Linked DNA regions of Mus musculus: all the other regions are linked to region 1. Evidence: chromatin loops called from intact Hi-C (ENCODE). Cell type or tissue: heart. All regions are shown on one strand. Region 1 overlaps Fam169b (family with sequence similarity 169, member B). Region 2 holds the start of 4833412C05Rik (RIKEN cDNA 4833412C05 gene). Region 3 overlaps Fam169b (family with sequence similarity 169, member B). Region 4 overlaps Igf1r (insulin-like growth factor I receptor). Region 5 overlaps 4833412C05Rik (RIKEN cDNA 4833412C05 gene).

Evidence for each region. Peaks named below come from ENCODE experiments on the same cell type or tissue, not always from the same donor. Only the 100,000 strongest peaks of a DNase experiment are listed, where the experiment ranks them.
Region 2: it touches region 1 in a loop (5-fold over the local background); 15 of 42 quality-filtered maps call a loop at or near these places.
Region 3: it touches region 1 in a loop (4-fold over the local background); 7 of 42 quality-filtered maps call a loop at or near these places.
Region 4: a loop joins it to region 1, with 4 times the contacts of the local background. A loop is called at or near these places in 2 of 42 quality-filtered maps.
Region 5: it touches region 1 in a loop (7-fold over the local background); 23 of 42 quality-filtered maps call a loop at or near these places.

What each region holds. Positions count from the first base shown.
Region 1 is chr7:68,355,476-68,360,475 of GRCm38, reverse strand. Fam169b (family with sequence similarity 169, member B) reads right to left here. Exons shown (of 9, transcript NM_001374636.1): 8 at 2,188-2,291. Among named protein-coding and RNA genes, the nearest start is that of Gm16158, 4.8 kb to the right of the region's middle. In heart, no CTCF peak of the experiment used is centred here; a DNase peak (open chromatin) is centred at 2,840; H3K27me3 peaks cover 1,129 bases.
Region 2 is chr7:67,801,190-67,806,189 of GRCm38, reverse strand. 4833412C05Rik (RIKEN cDNA 4833412C05 gene) reads left to right here and starts at 2,694. Exons shown (of 3, transcript NR_045954.1): 1 at 2,694-2,825. Gm34350 (a long non-coding RNA gene) reads right to left here and starts at 3,001. Exons shown (of 3, transcript XR_391567.3): 1 at 2,830-3,001. In heart, no CTCF peak of the experiment used is centred here; a DNase peak (open chromatin) is centred at 2,489; H3K4me3 peaks cover 1,315 bases; H3K27ac peaks cover 3,135 bases.
Region 3 is chr7:68,300,838-68,305,837 of GRCm38, reverse strand. Fam169b (family with sequence similarity 169, member B) reads right to left here. Exons shown (of 9, transcript NM_001374636.1): 2 at 4,875-5,000; 3 at 1,187-1,286. Among named protein-coding and RNA genes, the nearest start is that of Gm16157, 27 kb to the right of the region's middle. In heart, a CTCF peak has its summit at 3,064 (motif pointing right); a DNase peak (open chromatin) is centred at 3,067; H3K4me3 peaks cover 787 bases.
Region 4 is chr7:68,126,984-68,131,983 of GRCm38, reverse strand. All of the region lies in intron 2 of Igf1r (insulin-like growth factor I receptor), which reads right to left. Among named protein-coding and RNA genes, the nearest start is that of Gm51488, 7.7 kb to the left of the region's middle. In heart, CTCF peaks have their summits at 1,928, 2,976 and 4,092; DNase peaks (open chromatin) are centred at 1,873, 2,683, 3,573 and 3,873; H3K4me3 peaks cover 2,259 bases; H3K27ac peaks cover 3,857 bases.
Region 5 is chr7:67,786,742-67,791,741 of GRCm38, reverse strand. All of the region lies in intron 1 of 4833412C05Rik (RIKEN cDNA 4833412C05 gene), which reads left to right. Among named protein-coding and RNA genes, the nearest start is that of Gm34350, 14 kb to the left of the region's middle. In heart, a CTCF peak has its summit at 2,863 (motif pointing left); a DNase peak (open chromatin) is centred at 2,851; H3K27ac peaks cover 288 bases.

The sequences.
Region 1 (5,000 bases):
CCCGTGTGCTAGAGTGAAGCTCCTCGCAGAAGCTACAGGTTACTAAATGAGAACCCAAATGACAGTGTTGGGCTACTTCCCTGTGAGATACAGGACAGGGACGCACCAGAGGCTCCAGAACAGGCCACCGCACTGTGACCAGTTGCCCACCAGAACTACAAGACAAGGTCCTACTGCTGGCTAAAAGACAAAGGGGGATCAAGCTGCAACTGGGGGCTTCTTCCCTTGCTGGTCAGCCCCCATGCTGCGAGAAAGCACAAGCGGCACAGGCTGTCATGGACTGTCCTCGGCACCCATTGTCACTCACAGGTAAGGCAGGACAGAGCCACTGATAGAATTGTCCCAAGTTTGCTACAGCCAAACTTATGGCTGCACGTGAGGCTGGCCCTACAGAGAGAAATCCACACCTTGCAGTGTAAGCCTGCTCGAAAGCCAGTGGCCAGGGTGGGTCGCAGGCCCCCTGTAGGGAAGCAACTACTGTTGCTTTATGAAATGGACATGATGTGCCTGTTAGAGTACCATCGAGTAGCCAAACATGGCAGTGCACACCTCTAATCCCAGCTCCAAGGAGGCAGAGACGGGTGGATCTCTGTGAATTCAAGGCCAAGCTGGTCTATACAGAGAGACCCTGTCTTGAGAAAAGGGAACTTAAAAAATATATTTATTTATATATAAAAATATATTTAATATATACTATATCCCTCCCTGAGGACTTATAGACAGATACTGATTGAAGAAAGAGGTAAGATGTTTTCTTCAGTGGTATAGCAGGAAGAGGTAAGGAGAAGAGAGAGGGTCAATGGGAGGGGGAGGGGGGAATTAGAGGGTAACAGGGCAATGACTGTGGTGAAAATACATTATACACAAGTAGGAAGTGTCATAATAGAACTCAGTGAATATGGTTGATATATGCCAATGTATTTTTTTAAGTTGGCATTCTGCCTTTGAGTGTGCAGCCATACATGCACACACACATACACATACACACACACACACACATTCACAGTCACACACATTCATACACACATTCACACTCACACACATATATACACACACATACATACACACATACACACACACTTATATATACACACACATACACACACATTCATACACATACACACATTCATACACACACATATATACACATTCACACTCACATTCATACACACACACATATACACACATACACACATATATACACACATACACATTCACACACACACATTCATACACACACCACACACACACACATACATACACACATTCATACACACACATATACACACACATACATACACACATACATACATACACATATACCACACACACACATACACACATATGCACAATACACACACACACACACACACACACACACACACACACACACATACACACCCCTTCAAATACTCCAGACTCCAGCTGCTTCCTCTGAAAGGGCCAACTTTTTTCTTTTTACCCATGTACAGCTTTCAAAGACGACCCGAGACTTACGGGACTATCTTCTGCTTCTGTGGAGTCTCCTATCCCAGAAATCACTGCTTAACAGAATGAGCCATGTTCCTTCACACGGACAAGAGTTAGGTTTTAGAGTTGACCCTTTAAGGATTTCAGAGCGATCACCCAGTATGCATACGGGCTGGCTTCAGGGAAAACACCAAATCTTATCAAATATTGAGCACCAAGCTACTAAGAAAGACTTGGTGACCTGATTTCCCCTCAAGACCCCCATCATGCCGGAGGATGCAAACACCCAACTTCATTCTCCTGTCAGCAGCAGACTGGGAAGGCATCGGGAAAAGAGCAAGGTAGATTTGCTTTGCTTTTGTTCTACGTGAGATGCTGGTCTGCAGCCAGATTTAAGACTCAGATCTTTCACTAATTCTCTAACCATATGAGGGTCAGACTCCTAGTTTCCTTCCGACTTCATGAGTGCTTGTCTGTCTGAGAGATGAAATTACCAAAACGAAATGCCTAATTATAAAGATCTCTTCTTATCTCATCCCTCTATCCCCGAGACTGGGAAGCTTTTAAGCACCAATCAACATCCGTATGGTCCACTGCTAGGGAGGAGCCTAGAGCCCAGGTGTCCAAGGAGCTGGGAGCTGCGAGGCAGTCACTAAGAAAGGCAAGATGATTGCTGAGGACACGGAAAGGCAGTGGAATGGTAGATTGCTACTGTACCTTGTGGCTTTCTCCATGATTAAACTGTGTGGGTCCATCCTCCTGAGAAGCCTGCCCGGGAGTGTCCGTGTCCTCTTCAGAACATTTAGGGTGCACGGTGCTCCCTAAACAAGAGAACAGGATAAGCGAACCCCTCCCCACACATCGATGCTGAGGCCCCACTTCATTCTCATGATCTCCACTTTGATCTTTGCTACACTGGTCTCCTCTGAGGACAGCTGCAAGGTGTCAGGGGACATAAAGGGGTAGGCAATTCAGTGGTGGGGATGTAGCTCAGCTAGGAGAGTGTTCAGCGTGCCTCACCAGCCTTGTCTACTTACTATCTAATGCCTAAGAAAGTGCCTGCCTGCACCGTAAACTGTTATCAAATGAAATAATGAAAGAATACATGGGTGGGTGGGTGGAGTAAATGAATATATTCTCAAGTTCCCACCGTCCTTTATATTTTTGTGTGCTGTGAGACAACTCATGTTAGCAAAAATCAAATGTTTACTTGCATTTCATTTCTAACCAATTAATGTCCCATGACTTTTGATACACTAATTGGAATGATGCGTATCTGGGGAACCAGACATTCAGGTACATCGGTAAGAGCCGGCTCCATTTCAGGACTGCAGTGCATAACAATGGCCACTAGAGGGAACCATAAAACCTGCCCAAAACAGCACTCGACAAAACTCTCTTCACAGTAAAAACTCAAGCAGGTTATTTAGGCTCGCCACATTCCCAGGCATACTGGATCACCATAAAATTGCTGTTGTTGTTGTACTATGTAATGTACAGCTAATGAGAACAAGCTGCAACAAGACTCGGACTCCAGTTTTCTGGCCCTCTGACTTTAGAAAAGCAGAACTCCCTTCCCACATTTCGATCTATGTACATGATCCATCCAGAGGTTTTTTTTTGTTTGTTTGGTTGGTTTGGGTTTTTCATAAGTGGAAGGAAAGCATTTTTCCCATGGATGACAAAGTGAACGTGATAAATTCATCTAGAAAAAGAAAATTAAAATGTGAAACTTCAAAGGGAAAAACTTTTGATTTCCCACCTCCAGCAACATTTTTTTCCTGCAAAAAAATTTTTTTTCCTTGTTGAGATATTCAATTTCATCCCCTCCAGTAAAGAGACTGTAGGCATGTACAGACTGACTGGGAAATCACATCAGAGGGAACTATGGTGCTATCGGTCAAGTTTCAAAGGTCTCCCATGTAACTGAGAGCAGGGAAGGGGGGAGGCATTTCCCACAAACTCCTCTCTCAAAGGGTCTGAAAAAAAAAATCTAACAATTTCCAGGGTCATTACAAGCCACAGATGTTATCAACAGCCAGGGCTATGCAAACTTTAAAAAGACCCAGCCCACAAATGGAGCCACTTCACTACACACCCACTCAAGCTTCCACACAGAGCCCAGTGACTCTCCCTTTAAAACGGGCTCACTCATGACTTTTCCAAACTCAGAAGCCATGAGTGGGGAAGAGGGAGAACCTCTGGTTCCGGTTTCATTTCCCTACACACAGAGTGGTAGAGGCCCTCTAAAACATCGCTTCTCATCCCGTCAGTCATGACCCCTTTGGAGGTGGACATCTCTTTTACAGGGGTCTCATATCAGATATCCTATGTATCATATATTTACATTATGATTCACAAGAGGAGCAAATTACAGTTACAAAGCAGCAACGAAAATAATTTTACGGTTGGGGGTCACCACAGCGTGAGAAACTGGATTTAAGGGCCGCAGCGTTAGGAAAGTTGAGAACCACTGCTCCAAAATAACAGAAATACGGGAGAGCGAGAGTTAGAACGCAGAAAATACGTTCAAAATTTTGAAAAAGGAACTCTAGGGATCACTGGCTAACTGAAGATTAAAACTAAGTGGCATGGTAAGACGCCCAAGGTAAAGAACGTTCTGGAACATTCAAGACCTGTGAAAAATTCTAGCTGGTGATCTGCAACGAAGAGGGAAGCCGATTAGAAGCAGACCCTGCCCAGCATCAGTGCCGATTTCTGATTATGTCCTGTAGCCCCTGCTTACCAGCTGGGAAAACCCCTGCAGACATCAGTGAGGTGGCTGAAGGCCTAACCACTGCACCGTACTGCCTGGGAGCCCTGAGGGTGACGCTGGAAACAAGCCAAGATTTAAAGAATGAAAAGACCCTTTAGTTTTTTTTTCTCTCAAAAACTACGGAGTCTGAGTAATCTAATTATAAGCTAATTACAAGAATGACTCTTCCTGCAAAGGACTCTGGTCCTCTCCTTTGCTATTTGAGAGTAGGAGTTGGTAACTCTCAGAGTGGATTAGCATCTGATTTCCAGATCAGCTTCCCCTGACCAGACCACACAGACTCCCAACTCTTGAAATAAACCCCGGGGGAATTCTCCGGGAGGAAGTCATCTCCCCAATTAGGCCAAAACCGCCTCCTCCCCACCCAGACCCTCTGGCCAGGCAATTTTCACATTCCAATATGCATGCACTTTTTCCACTCCCAGCCAAGAGACTGTGTAGCTGGACCCTCATTTGTGAAGCTCTGTTATAAACGTATTCGGATGGCCAGGGGCACAGGCTGGCTTCCCTTCCCTCCTAACACAGTGCCACAGGGCAAGTCATTTAACTGCATCATTTGGATCACAGTCACAGCTCTGCCCAGCTCCTTCCCTGGCACTCCTTCACCTCATTAATATCTGTAAGGAGCCATTAAGCCTTACAGCTGAAGGGTGCCGTTAAGGCAAGACCCAACACTATTATCATCAATAAGGTCTCAGGCACTTGCCTGTCACCTCCTGAGTTAAGGCAGTCACCCACCTAGAAAGGCAGCCTA
Region 2 (5,000 bases), 550 kb after region 1:
CCCCACCCCCCATCCCCCACGCGCCAAGTTCATCACTGGGCACCACTGCCCTTCCAAACAAGGATCATCCTTAAGAGGATGGTAATTCAACCTACCTCAAGGCATGCACAGAGGGCAGAATCCAGGCAACCGAACAGAACCAAATCAAGACTTGAGGACTAGCTTATGGTGGGATCAACCTCAGAATGAAGAGCAGAACAAGCCAACACTTGAGTTGGCCGGCACACATAGGAAGGGACAAGCCATGCTGTCATGGTGCAGGCAAACCACAACTGCTCCTGATATAGGGACTGGGTTCTGGGATGTCACAACCAACCTAGACAGCCAGTGAGAGTGCTGTCATTCAAGCTGGCTCCAGAGAGGAGCAGAGGATCCTTCAAGGAGAGCCAGGCTGACCTCCTGTGACATAAAACAGAAATGCCACAGAGGCCACTGAAGGCAGTCACGAGCCTGTGCAATTGGAGGTTTGGTGAACCATCTGGCTATCAGTGGAGTTTTGAATGACTGTAACCAATAAAACAAAGACTGTGGAGCAGCCTGTTCCTGGATAGCCTTTCGGGAACTCCCCACACACGCACGCACTTACTATGTGGCATGCTGAGTGAATTCTTAGAAACCAGGAACCCACCCAAATTAATAGGAACAGCTTCAAAACTGTCTCACGGAAAATAAAGATGTTCCTTGGATTTAATCTTGTTCGCACAGACTTTAAGATAAAAGAGAGGAAGGGGAAGAAGCAGAAGAGGAAGAAGGAAAATCTCAATGTGTGAGATTGCTGTATAATCCCAGCACTGGGGGACAGACAGACAGACTGCTGGGGCTTGCTGATCAACCTAAGGGAATATAGGTGGGCAGCGCCTGAGAAAGGAAACTGAACTTGTCCACTGCCCTCCACTAGAACATGTCCCCACATATATACATGCAACACATACAAAGAAATGCAACCAGGTACCGTAGGATGTAAGGCAAGCATGAACCTGTCACCCCAATAATTTTCAAAAGTTGTCCATAATTGTGTGACTCAGAAAACTGATGTCTTCCCAGGTGAAGAAACCCAAAGTGGGAGGTCATTAGGGTCCCTGTCAGGAGGCAGATGGGGAAGAGCTTAGACTTGTCGGCTTCTCTTTGGAGCCATCAACAACCAAGCAACAAGAACCGGTGCTGCAGACTGACCACCTAGGAGCCATTTTGGAGGTCAGTGAAAGTCCAGGAAGAGGGTCTACTGTTGATCCATCTTTAAAACGTCTCTGTGCTCTGTTTTGAATGCAATTTACCCATTTTATGCTTTGCCTCCATGTATGTATGGGCACCACATGCATGCTTGGCACCTGAGGCGATTGGAAGAAGACATCGCTTGGAACTGGAGTTGCAGATGGTGGAGAATCACCTTGTGTATGCTGGGAATCCAGCCTGGGTCACCTACAAGAGCTGCAAGTGTTCTTAACCACTACAGCCCAAATCTTGGCGTTTTGTTTTTGTTTTTGTTTTTGTTTTGAGACAGAATGTAATTATATAGCCCTGACTGGCCCTCTAGGCTCAAACTCACTAAGCCCCCTGCTTCCTGAGTGCTGGGATGAAAGGCAAGTGTTAAAGTGTTGGGAGGCCACTATGCCCTGCCAGCTCCCTGTGATACCCCTGGGCTTTACCTGGAGGAGTCACTGGAAGGGGCGGCGGCAAGGGTGGGGGTGGGGGGCGTGCGTGCGTGCGTGCGTGTGTGTGTGTGTGTGTGTGTGTGTGTGTGTGTGTGTGTGTGTGTGTGTGTGGCAGTTCTCAATCACTGAAACAAACATTGGCTTTGGGGAACCAGCATTGTCCATTACTGTTGGGGTGACCAGAGCCTTTCTAACCTCAAGATAAAATGGTGGCAATTGTTCTCTTGCAGGAAGGTGTAGGAAAGGAACCAGCCACGTGGCGGTTCGAACTTAAAAACTCTTCGGGCCACAAGGAGGAAAGTGGGTCGCTTCACACCCCCAGGCTCACGGAGAGGCAGGAAGAGCAAGGAGGAGGCGGGGGGGGGGGGGTAGAGAGGAGATTGAGAGGAAAAAGGATGGGCAAGAAAGCGAATCTCCCAGCTGGTGCAGAGCCCCACACGGTGCCTTACTGACACACATCCAGAGATTCGAGTCCCCTGAACCCGCGTGGGTGACTTTGAAGCAGATTCCCGCCTGGCACAGCGCACTCTCCAGCCGCTCACGTGAAATCCATCAAGGCAAAGTCACACCCTACAGCCAGAGCAATTCGGGAAGCTTGACTCTCCCACAAACAAGGTATTGGGCTCTTTCCTCCCCATTCCCTTCCTCTGAAGCTTAGCTTCTCCCTCCGCATCACTGTCCACGTGCGGACTCATAAGGCGCCCACCCCCATCCGGGCGGGTCCCCACCCTAGGGCATTGGATCCTGCGGGTTGTTTACCAGCTGGCCATCTCCCCAGACCCTGCGCGGTGCCGCCACCTGCCGGTGGGAGACTGAACTGCACCCGCGGGTGCGGGCCAGCAACTGCGGGCTGATGACCCAACGCCGCAGGCATCCGAGGATAACCTTTCCCCTTTCTTTCCAAGACCAAATAAGGGGGCTCTTGCCTCTGTGAGCTGTGCCTGTGGCGGTTAAGCCAAGGGGCGTGGAAAGGAGGATCCCAGAACGAGGCTGACAGTCAGCTAAACAACCCACTACATTGTTCCCTCCCCACATGGCCTCCTCCCTGCTCCCCGGCAGTCCCCACATGCAGCAGCAGACTAGTGGGTAGAACTGCAGGGGTATGGAGACATCCCGAACTTCAGCAGCAGCAGTCCCAGCACCCCGCCCCCAACCTCAGGCATGAAGAGCAAGGTACCTGCAGTAGCTTACTCCTGGGTGTTGCCCAAGCTCAGGACCCTCGGGCCTGGGGGTCAGTAGGGCTGAGAGAAGCCTCAGACCTTGGGGAGGGGCGAGAGAGGTGACACTTGTAGAGGAGCTAGACAGGGCTGTCAGACCTCTGAACCTTGGCATCACCCACACAGAGGGAGTCACAGTGGCTGACAGTGTTCAGTAACCACAGAAACCAAGATTTGACCTATATTTTCAAACATGGCCTCGACTCCAGCTTCCCCTCCTTGAAATCGTAGTGAAAGCGTCTGACTTGACTTGTTATGAATGCTCCTCTTGCTTTAGATTCCAGAAGGCCACCCAGAAGGCAAATCAAGAAACCTCACTAGATGGTTTGTGGATAACGGGAGGGTCCTGATGGGTTCCAGGAAGGAGTCAGAGGCTCTCCTCGTTCACTACCTCTTACCGATCACAGTGGTGACTAGATGATTGCGCTCATGTATGTGCTTTTTGACTGTGTGCACTTTGGGTGTTTTGAGTGATGAAACAGAGGGGAGCAAACCAACACTTTGGTCAGGATGACAGAGTGCTTATAGCCTGTCCGATCCGAGCCTTGATTGAGCGCTCCCTGGGTGCTAACCACTGTTCTGAATATCCCACATCATTACCATCTGCAGGTACCTCTGCTACGGGGAAGGACCACGCCTTCAGAAACACAGCCTTCCTCCTACCACCCAGCCAGGTCACTAACTGGATTCAGGCTCAGGCCTTGGGGTTCCAGAGTGTATATACCCTTGACCCAAACCCTAAATGTTCATTAATAGGGATTTGATTCGTTTACTGTACACCCATGTAATGGAATCGTCTTTGGCTGCTTAAATGGGATGTAGACTAGGAATAATTGTCAGAGGCCAAATATCCACCACACACTGTTAAATGGACACAGCAGGGAGTCAACAGCGTGTATAAGTGGATCTTGTCCTGTGGCTGTTCAGAGGGGACTCATGGCAGCACTAAACTGTGGGCCTTGGTGGGTGGCGGAACTTTAGGTGGCTAATTTTACAGGGATGCTTTCTTCCTTCATTGCTGAGCTCTTTGTGATCCACTGTCAAGGCCGTGAATAAATCCCCCACAAAGTCTTCCCTGATCCCCCGAATTGGACACTAACGACCCCCGTGTCCCTCTGGTGTGGGAACTTGCGTGGGATGGTTTCTTAGTTACATAAGCTCTCGGCTCTATTGCCAGCTGAACTGATGACTTTGGAAGGGAGACATGAGCGGTGTCTCCGGTTTCCATGTTTCCTTTGTATCCTCTGTGGGATTCAAATATTTACCTATAGTTTGGCGTCACCCAGTGCTGATGGGAGGACCCAGTGAAGAATTAATTCCATAATTAGTTGTTTGATGTTGGCCTTCTTTTAGTTCAATAAGTTCCCAAGGACAGAGACATGCTTTTCCTAGTCAGCTACATGTCCTGACACTAGGTCTGCCATAGCACACAGCCTGTAGGTACTCCATATAGGTTTACTATGCAAATGAGCATAGCCCTTCGTCTTAAGGAAGCAAAATGGGAGGGTTCTCTATGTCCAGATGTACTATCAAATAATTAAGCATCTCTACAAGGCAGAGACTCTTAGTAGGAACTGGTTCTGGCTAGCAGGGCAGAAAGGGACAGTTTGGAACTGACAAGAAGGCAGAAGAGGCTTTAAAAACTGGGCAGGAAACAAAGGAAATCAAGCTGAAGGAAGACCTAGTCAGAGATACTAGGAAATAGCAGCTGGTTCCAGCACCCCTGAGCACCGTTCCCTGCTCCCACAGATGTTGCCAATGTATCCAGATGCTGCTGCAGTGGCAGATCCTGGCTTGTCACTGCCTTTTGGATCCTTTACCTGAGACTCCTGGTGTCCAGTGAAATCAGCTGGCTAAAGCCAGAGCCATGTACCTAGTGATGTACTGGCTGGTACTTAATCTGCATGCCAACAGGAAAAGCCCTGTATCCTAGCATCTACTGCCCCTGCTGAAAACATCCCTGTCACGGCTGATTTTCATCTGTCAATCACTTAGCCACCAGCTCAAGAGATTCCTGAGGCTTGAAAGGTTGGTGCTGTTGGGCTGATGAGTCATTCTCTGGTGTCTCCCTGTGTAGGGCATGCCAGCCAACCCCCTCCAGAGAAAACACATATCCACATCTCAACACAAT
Region 3 (5,000 bases), 55 kb after region 1:
TTGTTTGGTTGGTTGGTTTGGTTTGCTTTGGTTTTTTGTTTTGTTTTGTTTTGTTTTTCCAAGACAGAGTTTTTCTGTATAGCTCTGGCTGTCCTGGAACTCTATAGACCAGGCTGGCCTTGAACTCAGAAATCAGCCTGCCTCTGTCTCCCAAGTGCTGGGATCAATAAAGGCGTGCGCCACCACCGCCTGGCCCAACAAGGCTCGCTTGCCAGCAGTCTCCATGCCTCTGCCTAAGGCACAATTGACTATGCTTACGTCTCTCTCCAGAGGACTCACTCCATGAAGCAGAAACCTGCCACAGATAGTCTCTCCATAATTTGAGAGAGGGTAAATGAGTCACAGACCAAACTGTCGCCGTCAGAAACGACCCCCACCCAACTGTCACTCTGCAAAAACCGAGCCCTTCCGTGCTCTAGCTGAAGGCCTTTGGCAAGTCACTTGAGCAGTGTGAGGCCCTTGTTTGTTACATTTGGAGAAGAAAATGGCCCTTTCATTCCACAAGGTCATGGGAATGTCCCAATAGTGTCCTAGCCAGTGCCCACAGCTCTGGAACGTCTGTTAATGGGAATAGCAAGAGTGAGCCCCAAAGCAGCTCTGGGTAGGGACTGTGGTCAGAGATATGCAAAATGATTCATGTCTCAAAAGAGATAAATAAGAATGGACCGCTGCATCCCTAGACATTGAAAATCCCCATATATTGTATACCACAAAATCAAGATTCCCGTTTTTAAAATCCAGGGTTCACTGGGCAGTAGTGGCATGTATCTTTAATCCCAGCACTTGGGAGGCAAAGGCAAGCAGATCTCTGTTGGTTTTGGGACCAGCCTGGTCTATATTTCAAGTTCCAGGATAGTGAGGGATACACAGAAGCGCTGTCTCAAAACAAACAAAAAAACAAAACAAAACTACAACAACAACAAAATCAGGCTCTATGTGCAGCTTGGTCATAGACACCATATCCATTAATAACTACCAGCACGGGGCTGGAGAGTTGACTCTATTAAGAGCACTAGCTGCTCTTCCAGAGGACACCAGGTTCAATTCCTAGCACCCACATAGCATCTCACAACTGTCTGTAACTCCAGTTCCAGGGACTCTGACTCCCTCACACAGGCAGACATGCAGGTAAAACACCAATGCTCATAAATGAACAAATCAATTAAAAAAAAAAAAAGCTACCAACCTGTCTTTGTGTCCTGGGGATTAACCAAACCCAGTATTTTATGTTGAGGTTCATCACGGTATATCGTGCAAAAACAAAGAGATGAAGTCTCAAGTCTGACCTAAAAAAAAAAAAAAAAAAAAAGGCAAATGAAATTACTGTTCTGCTCTCTCACGTCACTGAGGCAGGGGAATGACTTGCAATTACTCAGCCAAGTGCTCACAGAAGGAGCCCTGTTAGCAGGATGCAGGAAGAGCAGAGAAGAAAGCTTTAGCCACCCTGGATATGGTCTTGCGTTCTCTCTCTCTCTCTCTCTTTCTCTCTTTCTCTCTCTCTCTCTCTCTCTTTCTCTCTCTCTCTCTGACTCCTTCTCCATCCTGGACCTCCATAGACCTCAACCTGCAAGGCTGACAGCCTCACTCCACCTCACACAGACAACTATGGTGCCGTTCTCATCTTCTCGAGAGCCCTGGTAGCCTGGAGTAGATTGAGCCCAGGCTGTACCCCCCCCCCATAGATGTTCCTGCTGTCTGTGACCCTGGTACCAGCTCTGAAAGCAGCCTTGAAAATGTGTCCTCTGTCTGAGCCCTCCAGGCTCAGTCCTGTCCTTAAGCCCAAAGACTCAGTCCCAGGAGGTTTTGCTAGTCATCGGGAGGAAACAGATCACCTCTGAGGGCCACATCTAAGGCCCTCTTTGTAAACATCCAACCCTCTGCTCCCAGCTCCTGACACAAGAAGGCCAATACATTCCATGACCAACTTTGTTTTGAAAACTGAGACTATAGGAAAATTAGAGAAGAATGTGCAGCTGGGCCAGGCAGGCAGGTTCTTGTAAAAAGTTTACAGCGGACCACCACCGTTATAGAGAACTGTTTCCTGGCAAATCCCGGGGGGTGGGGGTGGGGGCGTGGGGGGTGGTAAGGACTGGCAACTATCTTGGGACCTCCCTCTTTTTTTCGGAGTGACCTATCCCAGGTTTTTTAAAGCAGGCAAAAATCTCAGCATTTGAAATGATGGGGAAGGAAGATTGCAAGTTCTTGAGCCAGTCTGGGCTACACAGCAAAACCCTGGCTCAAAAAATAAATAAATAAATAAATAAATAAACAAATAAATAAATAAATAAAAATGCACGTGGAAAGGAAAAATGTAAAAATAAAGAAACACATTAACATGTTTTTAGCAGTTAACCCCACATGGCTTTGCTCCCTCCGTCTTTCGTTGTAGCCCTTAAACACCATACAAATGAACATGTGCGTTTTTTAAACCAGAAAAAAAAAAATCAGCAAGTATTTTAAATGCAACGTCAAGACAAGAAAAAAATTAATTGTGAAACAAAGAAAGTCAAGACATGTTGCCTCCTCAAACCACTTCCTCGTCGTTCCTTTCAGCCAGAGAATCTTTGGATAGCAAAAGTCCCTGCCGTGTCGGCTGCGAGGAGGCTCACTCCTGGTGAGCAGGATTCAGTGTGCCAAATAGCACCCTGCTCCCTGCCCCTGTCCCTGCCCCTGTGTCCCTACTCACTGCTAAATAGTAGAGATCCAAATAATGGGTTTCACCTAGCTCCCTTCTCTTTAGGAAAGGAGGAAGGAAGAAGTCATGTTGGCATGTCATCTCACCTTCAAACATCTTCATGTCAGCAACTTTCTGTTTCTGTTAGTAACCTTAGCCTTATCCCTTCGATGAGCATGCTGCACGTTGGGGTTTATTTTCCTAAGTTATTCATAAGTATGAGTGTTGTAACAGCAGATTGTGGAAGCTGTGTCCAAAAACAAACAAACAAACGAAAAAACCTGGGGACACAGCTCTTCTTGCATCTCTCAAGCTCCCCCTGGCCACCAGCACCCAGCGATCAGTGTCCGATGGAGCCCTGTGTCTTTCTCCTACATCACCACTAGGGGGCGCTAAGAGCACACAAGGTCAGCAAGCGCCCACTGGGGCTCAACAGCTTGAGGTCCCCCACTGGAGGGGTATTCTTCTAAGAGGGACTTGCCTGTTAGCTCCGGACCTCCAAAATCTCAAGGAAGCCATGGTTTATAACTGCATATGCCGCTGTTTTCGTTAACTCTGGTACAAAAAGACGTCCCTCTACTAGCTCTGCCTGCCAGCCAGATCACAACCATTTCTGGCAGGAGTGAAATGATCCACACTTAAAACAAATGTGGATACTGCCTACTGTGAGGAAAACAGTCTTAGACAGTCGGGGTTGGAAGAGGGCACAGCCAGGGAAGTGCAAACTTGGTAAGCAGGAGGGCCTGAGTTTACTCCCACCATAGCATACACAAAAAGACAGGTAACGAAAAACCAAACAAAAAACAAAAAACAAACCACAGCTGGGCAGTGGTGGCGCACGCCTTTAATCCTAGCACTTGGGAGGCAGAGGCAGGTGGATTTCTGAGTTCGAGGCCACCCTGGTCTAAAAAGTGAGTTCCAGGACAGCCAGGGCTATACAGAGAAACCTTGTCTCAAAAAACAAAAACAAACAAACAAAAAAGGACAGATAAGATGCGCTGGGGAAATAGTGAGAGACCTTGTCTCAAAACACAAATCGGATTGTATATTGTATATAAATGCACTCTGAGGTTGTCCTCGAGATTCATGCATGTGTACATACGCAGGCACACACATAACACATATTTTTAAATCTTGCCACAATCCCAACGAATAAAATTTCTAGTTTTCTGTGTGTCCTCTTGCAGAACCTATTCACAATGCACAGAACCTCAGCAACACAAAAATATTGTAAGTGACACAGCTTCACTCCACGTCAAATGTCAGAACTGAATCAAACCTTGGAGGGCAGACATGAGCTACTCCCTCCCTTTAAAATGAAGAAACTGAGATTCAGCTGAGCATACACAAGCTCATTTAATCCTCATGCCAGCCCCACAAGGAAAGTGGTGCAATGCCCTGAATTCAGTGAGAACATCAAGATAAGAGAGGAGAAAACCCTTGAGAACCGAGCTCGTCCGTGATAGAAATGGGATTCCCACAGGTTATCTGGCCCACAGCTCACCAACTGGACCCACCAACAATATAAATAAAGACACGGAAACTCTTACACATTTTAAAGCTTAAGCCTTTAACTTGGGCTCAGTCCCAGCTATGCTAACCTGACTAATTCTGGCTTACATCCCACCCCACGGCCAGTCCTGCTAGATCCACACTCAGAACTTCAGATTTCTAGTGAAGGGTTTCCTTGAATGGCCCATCACCAGTCTGATAATTAATAAATATTCATCCTTCTGTACCTGCTGATTGGCTTTAACAAAGATCTGCCAGCCAATAGTAAAGCAGGAAGCGGAGGGCGGAACTTCCGGGCAGAGAAAGGGCTCTGGGAGAGGAAATCAGAAGCGAGAGATTCAGCCAGATGTGGTGGTGGATGGAGAATTCAGAGAACAAGAGATGTAGACCTGGCTATGCGGTAGGACGTAGGCCAGAATTAGTCAGGTTAGAATAGCTGGGAAAGAGCCCAAGTTAAAAGCCTAAGCTTTAAAATATATAAAGAATTTCTGGGTCTTTATTTATAGAGCTGGGGGGCGGGGGAGTTCGGGTAAGTACCTTTATACGAATTCTTTCGTATTCCCTCCAGAAGTTTCGTTTAATCAGTGTGTTGGTCTTTGTTCTTCTAAATCTGAGATGTTGTTTCTATGACATCTCTCTTTCTAAGTTAGATTGGGCAGAGCCCTCCTCTAAGAAAAGTTAAACATACCTGCTCCCCAGTGGAAAGGGAGATAACCTCTGCTGAGGTCTGGGCTCCTTCCCTGAGCATCTCATAGTAAGCCTCGGCTGCTGCCTGATAGCCCTCCGCGTCATCCTCCAGGATGTCCACAGGGTA
Region 4 (5,000 bases), 230 kb after region 1:
CTGAATTCCAGGCATCAGAATTCTACTGAGAGGGAAGAGAGACAGACAGACAGCTTTCACTCTGGCCTAGAGTGCAGAGAAAACTACTACTTTCTGTGGGAAGAAAAGTCAGTCAACCACAGGAATCACAGAAGGATCCATCACAAGAGGACGCCACTGTCCCTTAAGCAGAGACAGGACTGAGAAGAACAAAGGTACTACTGGGACAGAATATGGAGAGGTCAGCTTGAGGAAGTGCTCTAGCAAATGGCATCAAGGAGGCCATTTCCCCAACTGGAGAGAGACCTCAGATCCTCACCACAGGAGCCAGGTAGCACTGTGGTACGCACACATACCATGTGTGTACTGATGTGGTGGGAGACACAGGCAGAGGTGGCAGGGTGAAATCAGGTCAAGAAGAACTGAGAGCCAGGCCGGGGCCACTGCTCTGCCCTGCTTATGAAAGCCAGGGGATTAAGTCAAGACTTCACTCGTGATTCAAAAAGTTATCTGAAGACATGGCGGGAAGTACAGCTAGGTCTCACCACCCCTCCCCCTCCCCCCCAGCTCTGCATGCTCAACTGAGGACGTGCCACTTGGCACGCTGGCACTCTCCTACAGGAAAACATACTTTGGCTATTCAGACGTGACTTCCTGGCACTCGGAAGCTGTTGGCATGGAAAAATTAACAGGCTGACTTGGCCAGGGAGGAACGGTTAACACAAATCACCAGGAAAAGATGAGCCCTGAGCAAGCGGGAGGTTTGAGGGAAGGGTCACGGAAAAAAGAAGGGGTAAGACACATTTGTCAGGAGTCCCAGGCTGGTACCAAGCCCACTGCATGACAAAGGTCATTGAGCCCTCACAGCCATACACAGACATCACGGCTTTCCTTTCAGGCAGTGGACAAGGAGGCTAACGGAGGTGAACTTACTTGGCCTGGATGAGGCAGCTAATAAGGGACAGGAGCTGGTACACACATCATCACAACATTCTTCATTACGGTCTCTTTCTGCCTTCAACCCCTTGCCCAGTTTGTAACTTCATAAGGTGGGGTAATGATGCCAGGAACTTTGTAGCCCTGAGGCAGAACTCTGCCCCAGCTGTGGCCTTCGTAACCTCCCCTTACTACAAGCGACACAGCCACCTCCACTCAAATCCTGACGACAGCTCAGTATATAACGGTAGCGTGTTACATACTAACTTGGTCATTTTGGGGAAAGCTGCTTGTGTGTGTAAAGGGGGGGGGGTGGTTTGGGGCTTGGGATCAAACAAATGAGTAAGTAGGAAAAAAGACCAACCATCCACTGAGATCCTAACCAGGCTTTCATAACTTAAGACTGGAGTCTTCCACAAACTCACACAGGTAGCCATAGAAGCTACTCCTGGAAATCCAATCCTGGCCAGAACATGCTAGGGCCACCCACATTCCTACCTGCAGCAACCTTCCTTTCTCCCTCAGCATCAACCCTAAGATCCTCCAGGGCTCTGTAGCTCAGTAACTTTGCAGGGTGTTAAGTCTAGAGGAGCCCAGAGGTCCGTGGCCTCCCATGTGGGGGTTACAATTCCTACAACCTTAAATCCTGTAAAGCGTGCCCACAAGGTCCTTCAGCTTCTCGCCAGAACTTCCAAACCTTGCCTTTACACTTAACAAAGCTTCCTACTAAATATCTACACCAAATTTCCGTACATTAGTTTTTCTTTCTGCTTGTGAAAGGGGTGGTGGTGGTGGTGAAACTAGTCAAGATCGGATATCCTCTGCAATACCAGCTTCTAGAAAAGAGCGTTTTTGAATGGGATGCCACGTGCTGTGTTTTGCCATATTGCCTGCGCTTCCTGCTTGGAGCCAGAGTAACAGAAACCTTGGGCACTGGGAACTGTTCCGTGCCACGCAAATTCCACTCCGTATCTTCCAGGCAACCCTGTCGCAAATAATTCATGTCCACTACGCCCCTACCACACAGAATACAACTACATTGTGCTGCTAGAAATGGGAAACCTGATTCAGATCAGAGAAGGTAGAAAAACATTTAGTTCAACACAATACTGCCTTTATGAAAAGGGGCGTGCGCCGGGTGGTGGTGTAAATCCCAAACCTGTAAGTGGGGATAGATTTCAAGACGAATTTTGGAAGAAAATGCAGAATCAAAATAGCATCCAGCTTGACTCAGACCAGTAATAATAATAACAACAACAAAAACCCAGCCAGTCCTTCTAGAGCTACGCCTGTTTAGGCTGCGCGGTGCTCTTAATGGCCAGCCAGCCTGTTCTCCTGGGAAATGGTGCTGCTGCTACAGCGTGACTTGCTTTGCGTGCTGCAATAAAAGGAAAACAAGCTTGCACGACCCAATAGCTTCCTTCAGTTTGTGCCTAGCAGCGGGGAGAAAATTAAAAAAAAAAAAAAAAAAAGCCTGAAAAGGGGTCCTGAGGCAAGGTGAATGGAGGACAGGATCCTAGAGAACAGCACTGCCCTGCAGGATTTTTGTAAACAGCAGCCTGTAATGGCCACGGTTAGAGAAAGAAAAACAGACATGGAGGGAAGCGTGTTTACAACTGCAGCAAGGGCGGGAGGCGGAGGGAGGGATTCCCCGGCTCTGCGCTCGGCCCTCTTCACTCCGGTGGGGCCCCGGGGTTGGGCTGAGCTTCAGCTCCCCACCCCAATCCGTGCTTTCTTGGGGGGCCCCCCATCTTGTTTATGGGAAGGTTACTCCTCCTCGGCTCTGGTGATCGCGTCCCTAATACTCCAGCTGCATCCTTGCGGGATGCCAGCTTGACTGACAAGTCCTGCAGCCAATCGCTGGTTGGGCCCTTAGGAAAGGTGGAATTTCCCAACAAACTGATTGGCTGAGAGAGAGGGCGGGCCCTGGTGATTGGCGTGTTATTCCGAGTAGAAAGTAGTAAACAACCTTGGTCCAGGGGCGGTGGGGAGGGCGCCCGGTGCCAGCTCCCTCTGGCTGGCAGGGCGGGGTGGGGAAGCACCCGAGACAAAAGGAATCCTGGCTGCCACAGCGGGGAGGGCAGGAAGGGGGTGGCCCCAAAAGTCAGCACCTGGAGGCGTCGTTTGGAGCCCCCCCCCCCCCCCCCCCGAGCCAGAACTGCTGACTTTAAGCCACACATCGTTTTTTTGTTTTGTGCAGAACCTCAAAGGTTTTGTTTCCATCATTTTCACTTCTTGTATGGCTGACGAAGTCTCCAATGGAATGATAACCGATTTAGTCGCTTTTGTCCAGAAGCCCCTTCCTCACCGTCGAATAAAAATTTAAAATTGTCTTTTACGAAAGTTGCTTTAAATCACACACTAAAATTGTTGCACTATACAATACGCCATTAATGGCATGCTGGTGCACCAGACACACAGCTACATCTTTTGATAGCAAGTTTTAGGAGCTCTGAGCCTATTGGGAGCAGCTGGGATGGAGAACATACACAAAAAGAAACAACACATGACGGCGTTGGGACCACTTGATAAGAAATAAGCGGTTAACTTGCCTTGCCCATAGTATTTCTGGCAGTCTCACTTGAATCTCCCATTCCCTCACTCCAGCTTCACCATCCTTACAGGACCCCAGGCGGAGGAAACCATCTGCTCTTAGGATGGGGGGCTCTGCTCACCCCGCACATAAACATGCTCACAAGTCGCTATCCTGAGCAAGCCTCCTCAATGTAAAAGGGGACCAGGAGGCCAGCCAAGCCGGCTCTCTCCACTTCAATGCTTGTTGAATATACAGAGACCACGTTGTCACTTTTCACAATCAAGATATATCGGTATCACGATATATCGATAACGGGTACTTTATAGGAGATAACAGTGCAAACTGGCCACCTGGCATTCTCCTTTGCCATTCTAGTCCCTCACCTCTGCTATCTCCTATGGAGCCTGCCACAAGCAACCCCAGTAAATGTTCACCCCAAGTCACCTTTGCTGTATAAAACATGGATTTAGGCTTTCCTTGGTCCTTGCAGCCTGGCATCAGACCCCAAACCAGTAGCTACTTTCATTGTAGGCACCCTCCCTCTGGACACTTTGTTCTGTTCCCAGGTCCCTGCCCAGACCACACACATCATTTTACTCAACGTTGGTTTTTATGCTTTCTAGACTTTACCTCTGCCTGCCCAGGAGAGGCCACTGTTCTCCACCGTTCTCCCTGGCCCAGCTACCCCACTTCTTGCAGAAGACTGAAATTTGTTTTCTTAGCACTAAGTCTCTGATAGGGCTTTAATGCTGTATTTAGACTCCACTCCTACGTTAAGACCCTGAACTTCCTGAGGCCTGGAATGGTATTATCTTCAGATTTGGGTCTTCAGTGGAGATGGGCTTCTACTAAAGTGCCCGCTGCAAACTTGCCAAATATTTCTAGGATTCTTCCCTAGCATCCTGAGTATGCCTACCCCTGAAAATCTTTCCTTACACACGTGCAATTAATGTGTTTTCTCTGCTGGGTCAACAACTCTGTTTTCTCTACTTGGCAAATTTCCACTCTGCCTAAAATCACTTCCTCTCTTGGCATACCTTTCACAACCTCCCACCAACTACACTGTGTACCAAGAGCAGAGAGGTCTCTTTCCGTTCTTACTTCTCTGGCCAGAATTAGCTACAAAACTAGAACTAGCATGGTTTGTTGGTAAAGGAAGAGCGGAGAGGCAAAATTTCAGAAGTGGTATCACCTGTACATCTGCATAACCAACCCATTGCCATCTGTAGGGGTGAAGCAGCGCCATGCTCCGTTTGTGGCTGTGATGGTCTCCCCCTGCTTTCTGTCTGAAGGCCTCTGTCTCTGAGGTGGATTCTTACTCCCCCCTCCATCTCAATCAGAGATCTCCTCCTGGCTCTTATGCTATCAACTCTGCACATCCCCGATTCCTTTCCACCATGACACTGAACTGTCATCTCCTTTTCTATCTGACCAGTCACTGACTTGCTCACAGTTTAGTCTGTCCGCCATACAGCCATATCCAGTGTTCTAAGAATTGTGGGGTTCCACAGCTGGGGCTCAGTCTCTGCTTACGCCCTCATGTGACATC
Region 5 (5,000 bases), 570 kb after region 1:
TCAACAGCTCCCAGATAAGGCTCCTCTCGGTAGGCAGGTTGCTCTGAGCATCTTTTGCATCCACCTTCTAAGGCTGGGATTACAGGCAGGCCAGGTATTTACAAAGCTTTCTAGGGATCCGGACTCAGATCTGCACACGTGTGTGGGAAGCGCTTTAACCACTGAGCTATCTCCCTGACTCCACTCTCTCCTTTCTGTACAGTCTGGGATGCATACCCAAGGAGTGGTCTTTCTACAGCTGATGTAATCAAGACAATCCCCTCGGGCATTCTCACCCGCTGGTCTTTCAGGAGCTTCTAAAGTCTGTCAAGTTGCTGATTAGCATTAGCACTCACAGACTTCAACTCTAGAGGGCCTGTGGGCTGCTCTCAGAGCTGGTGAAGCAGACAGAAGTACCATAGCCAACGGGAGCCTTGAAAGCACCTGCACCTGCATGGTGGAGGAGCAAGGGACAGGACACGGCAGGCACAGCATTCACCCTGTCTCTTAGGAGAAATGAGTCTCTCTTCTGCTCACTGGAGCATCTAGCATGGTGAAAGCCCAGGTTCCAGTCTGAGGTCCCCAAAGTCCATTTGGCATCGTTTGGACCTCAGAGGCAGTGGCCGAATGTGCTGTGGTAGACAGACTCCAGCTAGTCTTGCTCACACTTGATTTTATAGCCTCACCGTCTTTCTGTTGCGTTTTCATCTGTGGTTTGCCATTGCTTTTAACTGACCTTCAAACATCACTTGACTCCGTGCATTTTACATTCCCAAGCTGGGGGCTAGGTACAAAATCAGGCTAAAGACATTCTCTGCTCAGAAGTTCTTGATAAAGCCACAAGGCCAGTATCTGGAGAAGGGGCGCTGAAAGTTGAACAAGGAATTGTGTCACATGAGTGTGATGGTTAGTCTGGTCAACTTGATTAGACTGATATGCACCTATGAGATTTGTAGCTCTCACTCCTGGGTGTGTTTGCAAAGGGCTCAGAGACAAGCAGAGCCTAAGGGCTGTGACCTACTGGGTGGTTTCATCTGTGCATAGACTCGGAGTTTTAATAACTCATAAGGAAATGGTAGACTGCAGAAAATGGTCCTGCTGGAGGAAGTGGGGTGTTGGGGACATACCTTCTGAGAGTGGCTTTCTGTGTTACTCTCTGCTTCCTGAATACTACAAGGAGATCCACTGTCTTCTACTGTTCCCTGCTTTGTGATGGGCCCCCAAACAACAGAACCATCCAACTGTGAGTTAAAACTGGGTCCAGTAGCCAGAGAGAATTCTCCCTTCCTTAAGTCTTTCTTTCAATTATTTTATTGCAGCATCGAAACACTGAGCAACATGGTAAGTTTGGAAAGCTTTGCAAAGCATCACCCTCTTTTGTGTGACCTCGAGGCTCTGAGAAAGTCCTACGGGAAAAGGCTTTTGTTTAACAGTCTCACCCAGGAAATTCCAGACTTATTTGACACTGGGACTTTTGGTAGCAACTTGCCTTTATTAACATCCCAGGGAACTAGAATTCTGTGGCAGACATTGGGACAATGCTATTGGGTTGCCAACCAGTGCATTGGTGACTTGACCTGAGCAAGAGGGAGCTAACTCACCACCCAGCCATCACCCACTGATTGGAGCTAGGCTGAAGCTTAGCCTTGCTGGTTTTCCTGACGGAACCCGCACCAGCAGCCGGCTTGAGTCTCCAATTTGCTTACGGCCTTGTGGACTCCTCAGCTTCCATAAATCCATTATCCAATCCTTGCAATCAATTAATTATTCACATTCTACTGGTTCTGTTTTCTCTGGAGAATCCTGTCTAATTGGATTTTGGTAGAAAGGTCCACCAGGCCTTAAGGTTCAGGCTAACCAGTGAACAGACAGCCATGAAGATTGTCTCGTGTCCTGCTTGTTGCTCTCCGGCTTGGAGATGGAGCCTACATCAGTCAGGAGTGCTCTGACTTCAGAATACAGAAGTTACACAATCTGCCAAAATGAATATGTTATAAATTTCGATGGGGAAAAAAAATCCAAATGGCAGAAACACCGATAGAGTGATTACGCTTCGTTTTAGAGCTAATTTTTATACAAAAATTGTCTTGAAGTTGTTTCTCTGGACTTTGCCCATAATCGTTGCATGTTGAGTTCTTACAGGGAATCAGCAGATGGCTCTTTAATGAACCAACAGTGCACGACCAAGAAGTGTGGAGGCTGGTGTTTATTTTCAGATCAAAGGGAGAAAAATTAAGCCCAGAGGTGCTTGTTTTCCGGAAAAATCACACTCTTGTGTGTTAGGGTGACAGAAATCTTCTTGATTTCACAATTTTCTCCTACCCGCCCCATTTACTCCCACACTAATCTGAATCTATAAATAGGGTTTAAATATTGCTCTTCTGAGGCTGGGCGTGTTGCTCGGTGGTAGAGCGATTCACTTAGCTTGCAAGAGGCCCCGAGTTTGATTCCCGGATGAGCCAAAGTCAGCGATAAATACATAGTGCCTCTTGCCTATTTGCAACAAGGCGAACTAGCTACTTTTAATTAAAAGGTTTCCAAAAAGCCTCACTCCGAATAAAGGGTGCGGCCTTTCCATAAAGAACGCCTTGCTGTAATTTACACCCAAGAAAAAGATGTAGGCCAGGAAGAAGAAAGGAACCGTCTCGCTTTGACCGCAGAAAAAGCCAGGGTTAAAACAATCCGATGGGTTTGTACCTTTCCTTTCACCTTTGTGGGCCCCTCAGAACTTGATGCCAGCCAACGCGGTGAGGCCAAGCCTGCAGAATACTTGCTCTGGAATCTGCTCTGCTCTCTCTCCTAGCTTCCTGCTTGCCCACGGAACAGTTATTGGAAAACACCTGGTATTGAAATGCTATCGTGTGGACAATCCGCCATCTAGTGGCCTGAGAGAGAATTGCAAAAACAGCTTTCGGGGGTTATTTGCCAAAAGTGGCCTTCAGACCAAAGTTATTTATGCCAATAATTCTTAGGCTTTGCTTCACATTATAACGTCTCAGGGAGCTTGTAAAAGTCTGATGCCAAGGCTACACCCGCATACCAACTAAGTCGGAATTCCTGGGAATTGCAATGGGTCGTGCTTGTGAGCTGCGATCTTTGCAACCAAAGCAGTTGATTAAAACAAAGAAAGTGTCAGGCAGTCTCGTGTGTTTCTGTGAGATACTGTGTGTGCTGATTTCTTCTCCCTTCTCTCTCCCCCAACTTTTATTTTCAGACAAGATCTCATGTGTCCTGGGCTGTTCCTGAGTTCCTGATAGTCTTGCCTCCACCAGACCCTCCCCTACCGCCCACTCATTGCTAGAATTATAGGTGTGTGCCACAATGCATGGTTTTGATATCCTCCCTCCCTCCCTCCTCCCTCCCTCCCTTCCTCTTTTTCTTTTTCTTTCATCTTTAAAAATGGGACCAATATACATAATACTAGATTGTTGGCAAGCACAAACTTGAAGTTTGACTCCTTGGAGTGTCAAACATGTGCTTTAGCTAAACATATCTGCCATGGGGACCTTTGATGACTGGTTCCATGAAACACTGGATCATTGTATATAACACACCATGAGAATCGCTGTGTGTTATGGTTTGAATGTAAAATGTGGACCCCTGTCCCACCCTCCTTGTATGACTCAGTCCTCAGACAGTGGTGCAACTTACGTTGGCTCTGGAACTTTTACAGCCAGAGGTCTAGTTGGCATAGGACCAAGTACCATCTGGGCAGAGCTACATCTGGGCAGAGCTACATCTGGGCAGAGCTATAGAGGTATAGCACACAGCTTCTTGACCTACAGGGCTGTAAGGAACTCATGCTTCAGGTTTCCACCACTCCAGTCTGGTGTCTAGAACTGATGGATGGCTGCCTGATGCCTGTACCCCTTAAAGTGTGAATTGAAATACATCTCCCCTCCCCTCTGTTGCTTTAGCTGGGTATCTTAACACAGTAGTGAGAAAGCTAACTGCACACAATGAATCACTTAGTCCTGACCTGACTACACAATAGATTCTATTTAGATGAATTTTATTAGGAGTCTATAACATTACCTTTCACTTGCTTTTTTTTTTATGTTCTTTTTTTTTTTAATTTTTTATTAGGTATTTAGCTCATTTACATTTCCAATGCTATACCAAAAGTCCCCCATACCCACCCACTCCCACTCCCCTACCCACCCACTCACCCTTTTTGACCCTGGCATTCCCCTGTACTGGGGCATATAAAGTTTGCGTGTCCAATGGGCCTCTCTTTGCAGTGATGGCCGACTAGGCCATCTTTTGATACATATGCAGCTAGAGTCAAGAGCTCCGGGGTACTGGTTAGTTCATAATGTTGTTCCACCTATAGGGTTGCAGATCCCTTTAGCTCCTTGGGTACTTTCTCTAGCTCCTCCATTGGGAGCCCTGTGATCCATCCATTAGCTGACTGTGAGCATCCACTTCTGTGTTTGCTAGGCCCCCGCATAGTCTCACAAGAGACAGCTACATCTGGGTCCTTTCGATAAAATCTTGCTAGTGTATGCAATGGTGTCAGCATTTGGATGCTGATTATGGGGTGGATCCCTGGATATGGCAGTCTCTACATGGTCCATCCTTTCATCTCAGCTCCAAACTTTGTCTCTGTAACTCCTTCCAAGGGTGTTTTGTTCCCACTTCTAAGGAGGGTCACTTGCTTTTTAAAAAAGATTTATTTTTATTTTTAAATTACATCTAGGTGTGTCTGCACACGAGAGATCAAGTACCCACAGAGGCAGGAGTCATCAGATTTTCCTGAGCTGGGGCTGTGGGCAGTTTGAGCTGTCCGATGTGGGGGTGGGGGAACTAGGCATTCTCTAGATTCTCTTGACTGTTGGGTCATCACTCTAGCCCTTTAATTTTGAATTTTTTGAAATGTATCTTTTTATTACATTTACTTACTTTGTATGTGTGTGCATGTGTGTGTGTGTGTGTGTGTGTGTGTAACATGTGCATGCACACACATATACTGTGGTAGGTATGTAGAAGTCAGAACAAAGGAGGAAGTTATTTCTCTTATT